Regions from separate parts of the Homo sapiens genome. Here region 2 is linked to region 1. A link is a loop called in an ENCODE intact Hi-C map of the cell type or tissue named here. Cell type or tissue: Panc1. All regions are shown on one strand. Links, peaks and the distances in the headings refer to the core of each region. The heading gives the core; the rest is flanking DNA. Region 1 holds the start of BACE1 (beta-secretase 1). Region 2 overlaps RNF214 (ring finger protein 214).

What was found. Hi-C counts contacts between places; a loop is a spot of excess contacts. Peaks named below come from ENCODE experiments on the same cell type or tissue, not always from the same donor. Only the 100,000 strongest peaks of a DNase experiment are listed, where the experiment ranks them.
Region 2: a loop joins it to region 1, with 4 times the contacts of the local background. A loop is called at or near these places in 58 of 110 quality-filtered maps.

Annotation. Positions count from the first base shown.
Region 1 is chr11:117,314,253-117,318,764 of GRCh38, forward strand. It overlaps BACE1 (beta-secretase 1), which reads right to left and starts at 2,004. Exons shown (of 9, transcript NM_012104.6): 1 at 1,283-2,004. The coding sequence starts at 1,543. RefSeq lists enhancers at 1-392, 393-914 and silencers at 1,443-1,552, 1,643-1,732. In Panc1, for the core only: no CTCF peak of the experiment used is centred there; a DNase peak (open chromatin) is centred at 2,099; H3K4me3 peaks cover 1,909 bases; H3K27ac peaks cover 662 bases.
Region 2 is chr11:117,235,735-117,239,994 of GRCh38, forward strand. RNF214 (ring finger protein 214) reads left to right here. Exons shown (of 15, transcript NM_207343.4): 3 at 2,867-3,377; 4 at 4,067-4,126. Among named protein-coding and RNA genes, the nearest start is that of RNF214, 5.2 kb to the left of the region's middle. RefSeq lists an enhancer at 61-562 and a silencer at 2,879-3,173. In Panc1, for the core only: no CTCF peak of the experiment used is centred there; no DNase peak of the experiment used is centred there.

The sequences.
Region 1 (4,512 bases), core at 310-4,309:
AAATTCCCACTGGAGACTACTGCTGGGGAAGTTATGGTGCACAGGAAAGAGGATGAGAAAGTGGGGAAGACCAGGCTTTCGACTAGCTGAGAGGTAGGGCTGGGGAGCACGCACCTAGGAAGGCTGGCTTCTGTAAAGTAATTGGGAGGTGGGGGTTTGTGTTTCTCCCAGATCCAGCTGTCTGAGAAGTTCAGGAAAGTGTGGCTGTCCCCTCCGCCCACCCCAAACACACTCCCACCTTCACAGACCCTCCCAAGGACAGACTTCCCAGACACAGATCCGGAGGTGGCTCACAGATGTGCAGGATCAGATTCAAGGTGACACGCACCAGCATACACAGAACCACAGGGCTGCCCGGGCCCGGACTGCCCCACAGAGGCGGCAGATGCACACAGAGGTCAGCCACAGCACCCCACATGGAGGGCTGCTCACCCACAGAGGTGCAGAGGGTGCCACCTCCACCAGCCACCTTGAAGGTACCTTGGAGATTGTCAGGAAGGATGGGGAGGGCATAACAGTGTTTTCTCTGTAACTCCCCTCTCCCCCGCCATGGAAGGAGTCCCACTCTTAAAAGGGAGCTCTGGCTCCTTTCCTACCATTTGTTCTTTCACCAGGCTCAGTTCAGTTCCCCTCTGGCCTGGGGAGGTGTGGGGTGGGGGAGGGGCCGGAGTGTAGACCGCGAGAGGGAGAAGGGGAGGAGGAGGGGACGGCAGGAGCCTGTCCAGGGCTTCCGGGCGGAGTGCAGTCAGGGGGGCCTCGACAACCTCACTTTGCCGTACCAGTGGCAGCCCAGATGGTGGGAGCAAGGTGCTTATTCAACTGCTGCCAGGATTCCTTGGTCCTGGAGGTACTGGGAACAATGGTGGGAATCAGAGGAGGGGACAAGGTTGGGTGGCCAACCTCTAGAGTGGTGGGATTTGGGAGACTCGGACTGGGCCACTGTCAGAGGGGGCTGACACCTGTTATAGTGCCCCTGTGGCGGACCCTTCCTCCAGGTCAGGGTCCCCAGCTGATGTGTCTGTCTTGCCTCAAATCCTTCCAGACGGCGTATGTGTCAGATGAGGAGCAAGGGGAACTAGGCAGCCAGGGGAGACGAGGAGGGAATGGGGAGCTTGGGAACACTTCTGCCAACAACCACGTGACCCCCGGGGAATGGCTGGGGAGGGGTCCCTCCTGCTGTCCCCACCAGCCCATTTGAGCAGGGGCTAGCTTGAGGCATCCCCATCCTGTCTCCCCTCTGCTCATGCAGGCGGAGGGCTAAGGGCTGGCCTGACCACCTTACCGTCTGCGGGGGGCTGCCCACGGTCATCTCCACGTAGTAGCCCTGCCCCGACTTGCCCCTCAGGTTGTCCACCATCTCCACAAAGCTGCCCCTCCGGCCGGGCTCCTCGGGCTCTTCGTCGGTCTCCCGGGGCAGCCGCAGCCCCAGGGGGGCGCCCCCCAGGCCGCTGCGCAGGGGCAGCCGGATGCCGTGCTGGGTGCCGTGGGCAGGCAGCACTCCCGCGCCCATCCACAGCAGGAGCCAGGGCAGGGCTTGGGCCATGGTGGGCCCCGGCCTTCGGGCCCTCTGGGCTCGCACTGGCCCACGTCCGTCCCTGGCGCCTGCCCCCAAGTCTGGGTGGTGCTGGTGGCTTCTCAGGAGAGGGAGCTTGGGGGCATCAGGACGCCAGGGCCTGCAGGGCCCTGGGCCAGCCCCCGGGTCCGGGCTGTGGAGAGCGGTCAGGGGAGATCCGCAGAGCACGGGAGCAGGGGAGAGGCTGGGATCCGGAGCCCGCTACATCGGCACGGCGGCGGCCAGCCTGGGCAGCGGGCGCGGGCTCCCGGCGGGGCTGGGAGGGGCGGGCATGGCGGGCCGGTGGCGGCTTCCCTGGTCCCCCCGGCGGGCGGCGGCGCGGGCAGGGGCAAGGGCTCCGGGCTCCTGCGGCTGCGTTGGCTGCTCAGGCCACCATAATCCAGCTCGCGGCTCGCAGCTCCCGGGCGGGCTGGGGAGGCGGAAAGACTTGTGGCGGCGGCTGTCAAAGCCAAAAGGTTTTCGCTTTTCCCTGGGATCGCTGGGAAGTGTAGTCTTCCCATGGCAGGCAATCCGGCTTCCGGGGCTGGAGAGGGGTCTGGGATGCCCTCTGCCGAGGTGGAGTCCGCCCTGCAAGGCCCTGGCGGGAAGGGCCAGACGGATGGAGAGGGGCACACCTCCCGTCTGTCAGTCTTTCTTTCAGCATGGAAGGAGCACCCACTGTATGCCAGGCACACTGCCAGGCGCTGGAGATACAGAGAGAAATAAACGGTGATTCTACACGGGACAGTTAAGTGATTCCTGCCGCGGTGGGGTTTCACACTATACGATGTGGCATTAAGGAGTAGGGATTTGGAGGGACATCTAGGGGATCTGGGAAGACTCAGTGGGAGAAGGTGGTATTTAATTTGAGCGTTTAAAAATGGGTAGGATTTTCACGAGCAGAGATTGAGGGAGCAGGATGAAAGGGGAGGAAGAGTTTTTCCAGGCTGCAAACCAGCGGAGCAGGGTCCAAAAGGGGAAAGTGCAGTTGTCTTATTTTCTCCTGCGCCTGCGATCTGCGGGCAGGTAAGAGCCAGTGGGTCTTCTCCCATCTGAACCTGTTTGTGCCCTTGAGGCTCTACTTGAATCCTTATGGCTCCTCTGATTTTCTGCACCATCAGCCAGACTGAGGAGAAATGGCTGTTGATAGCTTTAAAGTGTTAACACTCCGAAAAGTATCTCTATATTAACTGGTAAGAGCTTAAAGCCTTGAACCAAAAGCGTTAGAGTTCTAATAGCTTAAAGGAGAAAAGCCGGTATGGTTTTAACAATATATTGTTTATCAAATGTGGAAAGCCATTGATAAAATTCAGCAGTTACTCTGATTTAATTTTTTTAAAAAATGAAAGGGAATCTTCATTTTTCTTTTGAAAAGGAGACTTGCTCTGTCACCCAGGCTGGAGTGCAGTGGCATGGTCTCAAGTCTGCAACCTCCGCCTCCCGGGTTCAAGCAGTTCTCATGCCTCAGCCTCTGAGTAGCTGGGATTACAAGCATGCGCCACCATACCCAGCTAATTTTTGTATTTTTAGTAGAGATGGGATTTCACCATGTTGGCCAGGCTGGTCTCGAACTCCTGGCCTCAAGTGATCCGCCCACGTCGGCCTCCCAAAATGCTGGGATTATAGGCATGGACCACTGTACCCAGCCAGGAAACTTTTTAAACAAGATAACGACAACAACAACAAATGTAGTAATAACAGGCTACGTTACTCCCATTAAAGGCAGGCTTTGGAAAGGAAAGATCATTATCTCTACTCTTTTTTTTTTTTTTTTTGAGAAGGCGTCTCGCTTTGTCGCCCAGGCTGGAGTGCAGTGGTGGGATCTCAGCTCACTGCAAGCTCTGCCTCCCGGGTTCAGGCTATTCTCCTGCCTCAGCCTCCCGAATAGCTGGGACTACAGGCGCCTGCAACCACGCCCCGCTAATTTTTTGTATTTTTAGTAGAGACGGGGTTTCACCGTGTTAGCCAAGATGGTCTCGATCTCCTGACCTCGTGATCCTCCCGCCTCGGCCTCCCAAAGTGCTGGGATTACAGGCGTGAGCCACCGCGCCCGGCCGATCATTATCTCTACTCTTATCCTACACGGTTCAGACCGGTCTGATTGACTCAAAAGACAAGAAAATGGAAAAAGTGTTATATATGTTGGAAAGCAAAGGAATCATTAGTTGCAGATTATATGATATGGATAGAAAACCCTAATCAATAAGATGATTAGACACAAGTTAAAAAAATCGAAATCAAAATAGAGAAATGTATCTATGGGAATTGTAGATATGATAGAGATGGCATTCGTATTAGAGGAAAATGGACGCATTATTCAAAAACTGTTGTTGGGACGTCTGGCAGCCCATTTGGAAGGAAAAAAAACCAAATCCAATTTCATTCCTCTGAAAATAAACTCCAGATAGATTAAAGAATTTAACATTAAAATAAAACTACAGGAAAAATAGAATATTTTCATGATCTTATATTGAAGAAGACCTCCCTAACAAACCCTAGAAGGTAAACAAACCCAAAAACTGGATGGATTTGATGACTTAAATATTTAAAACTTCTGTAGAATCAGAAGTATTCCAATACCACCAGTGTTCTAATTCTGGTTCAATTAGTAACTGGGAGAGCCCACTCTGGTTACTTACTTTTTGAGTCCTTTTTTTTTTTTTTGAAACAGTCTCACTTTATCACCCAGGCTGGAGTGCAGTGGCTTCATCTCAGCTCACTGCAACCTCCTCCTCCTGGGTTCAAGCGATTCTTGTGCCTCAGCCTCCTGAGTAGCTGGGATTACAAGCGCACACCACCATGCCTGGCTAATTTTTTTTTTTTTTGAGACGGAGTCTCCCTCTGTCACCCAGGCTGGAATGCAGTGGCATGATCTCAGCTCACTGAAACCTCTGCCTCCTCAAGCGATTCTCCTGCCTCAGCCTCCCAAGTAGCTGGGACTACGGGCACGCGCCAGCACG
Region 2 (4,260 bases), core at 261-4,260, 79 kb before region 1:
CAGTGATTTATTTTTATATTTTAAAAAATGGACACGATAATTGTACGTATTCATGGGGGTACATAGTGATGTTGTGGTGTATGTGATGTATAGTGATCAGATCAGGGTAATTAGCATGTCCATCATCACAAACGTTTATCCTTTTGAATATTTTCAGTCCATGGTTGGTTGAGTCCATGAATGTGGACCACATTCTACATAAAGAGGCTGACTGTGTATTCTTCCTCAACTCTGTTTTTTTTTTGAGAGAGACTCTTGCCCTGTCCCCCAGACTGGAGTGCAGTGGTGCGATCTTGGCTCACTGCGACCTCTGCCTCCCGGGTTCAAGTGATTCTCCTGCCTCAGCCTCCCTAGTAGCTGGGATTATAGGCACCTGCTTGGTAGCCCGGCTAATTTTTGTATTTTTAGTGGAGACCGGGTTTCACCATGTTGACCAGACTGGTCTTGAACTCCTGACCTCAAGTGATCTGTCCGTCTTGGCCTCCCAAAGTGCTGGAATTACAGGGATGAGCCACTGCACCTAGCTCCGTCAATTTTTTTGTTTTTTTTTTGTTCTTGAGATGGCATCTTGCTCCGTCACCCAGGCTGGAGTGCAGTGGCGCGATTTCCGCTCACTGCAACCTCTGCCTCCCGAGTTCAAGCGATTCTCCTGCCTAAGCCTCCTGAGTAGCTGGGACAACAGGCGCCCGCCACCACACCCGGCTAATTTTTTGTATTTTAGTAGAGGCAGAGTTTCACCATGTTGTCCAGGATGGTCTCGATCTTCCGACCTTGTGATCCGCCCGCCTCAGCCTCCCAAAGTGTTGGGATTACAGGCATGAGCCACCGCACCTGGCCGTCCCTCAACTCTTTTCCAGTGTACCTGGGTCCCCTAATACAGTAGCTAACACTTAACTACAGTTCCATACGTGGTAACACATTTAATCTTCACAACAGTCCCAGGAGGTAGTGATAATATTATTCGCATTTACCGGTGAGGAAACTGAGACACAGAGAGGTTAGTAATTTGCCCAAGGTTTCCAAGCTATGTTGGAGTCAGAGTTTTGATAAATAAAATCAACTTCATACACTAGTAATAATGGCAGCTAAGGTTTATTGAATGTTTACTATGTGCCAGGCACTGTACTGAGTACTTTATGTGCATTATCTCATGTAATCCTCACAACAGTCTTGTTAGGTGGATAGTATTATTTCTGTTTTACAAATGAGGTAACTTGCCGAGAGTCAAACAGCTTGTAAATGGTGGGCGGAGTCAGGATTCAAACTCAGGTACTGTATATGCCTGAATTTTTAATTAAGCACCCGCTCACAGTTAACTCCCAGCAGGAAGGAATCAGCTTCGAGTGTTTTTATTAATATTATTGAGACAGGGTCTCCATCTGTCATCCAGGCTGGAGTACAGTGGTGCGATCATGGCCTACTGCAGCCTCCACCTCCTGGGCTTAAGCAGTCCTCTCACTTCAGCCTCCCAAGTAACTGAAGCTACAGGTGCACGCCACTACACTTGGCTAATTTTTAAATTTTTATGTAGAGAGAGGGTCTTGCTATGTTTCCCAGGCTAGTCTTGAACTCCTGACCTCAAATGATCCTCCTGCCTTGACCTCCCAAAGTGTTGGGATTACAGGCATGAGCCATTGCTCCCCAGCGAGATATTCTTTCAGTTGTTTTATTTTGAACTAGTACGACTGAGGAAACAAAGACGCATCAACTTGAATCCCCATTGCTAGTTGGGTATGGTTAAGAGTGTCAGTTATAGAATTAGTTTAAAAAAAGAGGGTGGGGTCAAAGAAATTAAACATAGGCGTAATTCCTGGGTGAAAGATGTGCAATTGTGAATGTTGGATGTCATTGTAAATATGTTTTAAAGTCCCCTTTAAAAAGCAGTACCTCACTTCAGCCTGGGTGACAAAGTGAAACCCTGTCTCAAAAAATAAATAAATAAATAAAAAATAAAAGCAATACCTTGAATGGCTGTGACAAGTGACAGAATATCCTAATGTTAAGCATATGTATACTTACTGTGTGGGATAAAATTTCTATTGACAGCTTCAATTTTGGATTCAAAATTGTACTTTAGACAACTTAAAGTGTAGGTTCTATACTCTGGAAAACTGTTGAAGAACCTAAAAAGTGGTTCTGGTCAAAGATCTGTATAATGAGTTTGAATGAAAATTATTCCTGTGAAAGGTGAGAGAGGAATAAAAACAATACTTCTAAGTTAATATTTGATTATAATATTATGTATAACTAAATTAATACATGTAACTAAATTAAATATTCTAACTAGTATTAGGCTAATTCATCGGTATCCCCAAAAGTTATTAAAATTGGCACTCAAAAATTATTTGGATCTTCAGAATCATTTATGTTTGGCCATTTACTGTAGAACCCAGGTTTTTGGCCAGCTCACGCCTATAATTCCAACACTTTGGGAGGCTGAGGCAGGCAGATGGATCCCTTGAGTACAGGAGTTCGAGACCAGCCTGGGCAACATGGCAAAACCGTGCAAAAAATACAAAAAATTAGCTGGGCGTAGTGGCATGTGCCTGTAGTCCTAGTTACTCACAAGTCTGAGGTGGAGGATTGCTTGAGCCAAGGATGTTGAGACTGTAGTGAGCCTTGATGGCGGCACTGCACTCTAGCTTGGGTGACAGAGTTTAGAACCTCTCTAAAAACAAAACCAAAAACAAAAAACTAGGTCTTAACCACCAGGCTATACTACCTGCATACAGGATAGAAATCATTGGATTGAAACTAAGTTCTTTCATTATGATAGTCGGGAGGGTTTACGTAGTCTAGTTTTGTTCTTCTAGTAGTTAGGTTGAAAGTATTATATACTTTTCTTTTTATCTTGTGTGTTTGATAGCACCAAAGACTCTGCACAGAAGCAGAAGAACTCGCCTCTGTTGAGTGTAAGTAGCCAAACAATAACCAAGGAGAATAACAGAAATGTCCATTTGGAGCACTCAGAGCAGAATCCTGGTTCATCAGCAGGTGACACCTCAGCAGCGCACCAGGTGGTTTTAGGAGAAAACTTGATAGCCACAGCCCTTTGTCTTTCTGGCAGTGGGTCTCAGTCTGATTTGAAGGATGTGGCCAGCACAGCAGGAGAGGAGGGGGACACAAGCCTTCGGGAGAGCCTCCATCCAGTCACTCGGTCTCTTAAGGCAGGGTGCCATACTAAGCAGCTTGCCTCCAGGAATTGCTCTGAAGAGAAATCCCCACAAACCTCCATCCTAAAGGAAGGTAACAGGGACACAAGCTTGGATTTCCGACCTGTAGTGTCTCCAGCAAATGGGGTTGAAGGAGTCCGAGTGGATCAGGATGATGATCAAGATAGCTCTTCCCTGAAGCTTTCTCAGAACATTGCTGTACAGGTCAAGTGTCAAGTTTCTACTACTAAAATGTAATTGGGGGGTGGTGGGGTTCAGGGTGGGAGATATTTCTTCATATTTGGTGGAGAACTTGCTGGCTTGTTTTGTTTTTTGTTTTTTTTGCTAGCAACCATCATACTACTCTCATACAGTGCCATACAATGACTTCATTCTGATGTTCAGTAAATAAGAAAGCCAGTAGCCATTGTCTAATCTTATGGCAAGTAGGAACTTTATGACCTACGTGTAGTCTCTTTCACTGAGTAACTGATGAGTGCAGGACATTAGCATTCATATTTATCATCTTTGACCTTGCAGGAAGAATCCTTGTTAATTCTCTGAGTCACATCTTAAGAAGTACAGTGTATCCTGCCTTCTAGTGACGGGTGTGCTTTGTTGTAGGAGAAAGTATGGGCACAACAGACTGTAGAGGGCAGACGTCTCATCTCAGACTTGAGGCTTTCTCTCAGTCAGTCATTGGGTCTTGTTTGGGTTATTTTGTGGGACCGATGATTAATGCAGCGTGGATGTTGGTGTCCGTTTGCCAGAACTACATTGCTTAGCTTGCTTGGAAGCTGGTAAGGGGAAAGAGTAAAAAGTTAGTTACCTGTGGCGGAATTCTAGGTGTTAGTGATTCTGCCTCTTTTAAAGTGTCTCTGAACGATTCTAAATATAACTTTTTTCCTTTATAGACTGACTTTAAGACAGCTGATTCAGAGGTAAACACAGATCAAGATATTGAAAAGAATTTGGTAAGTATTTAAACTGTCCTTGTTATATGAAGCCATTATCAAATAGAAGATCTAGAGGCATATCATCTCAGTTGGAAAAGGTGCAGGAGTCCCTTTCATAAAATTCCTGACAGATGGTCAGGTGACTTTTCCTT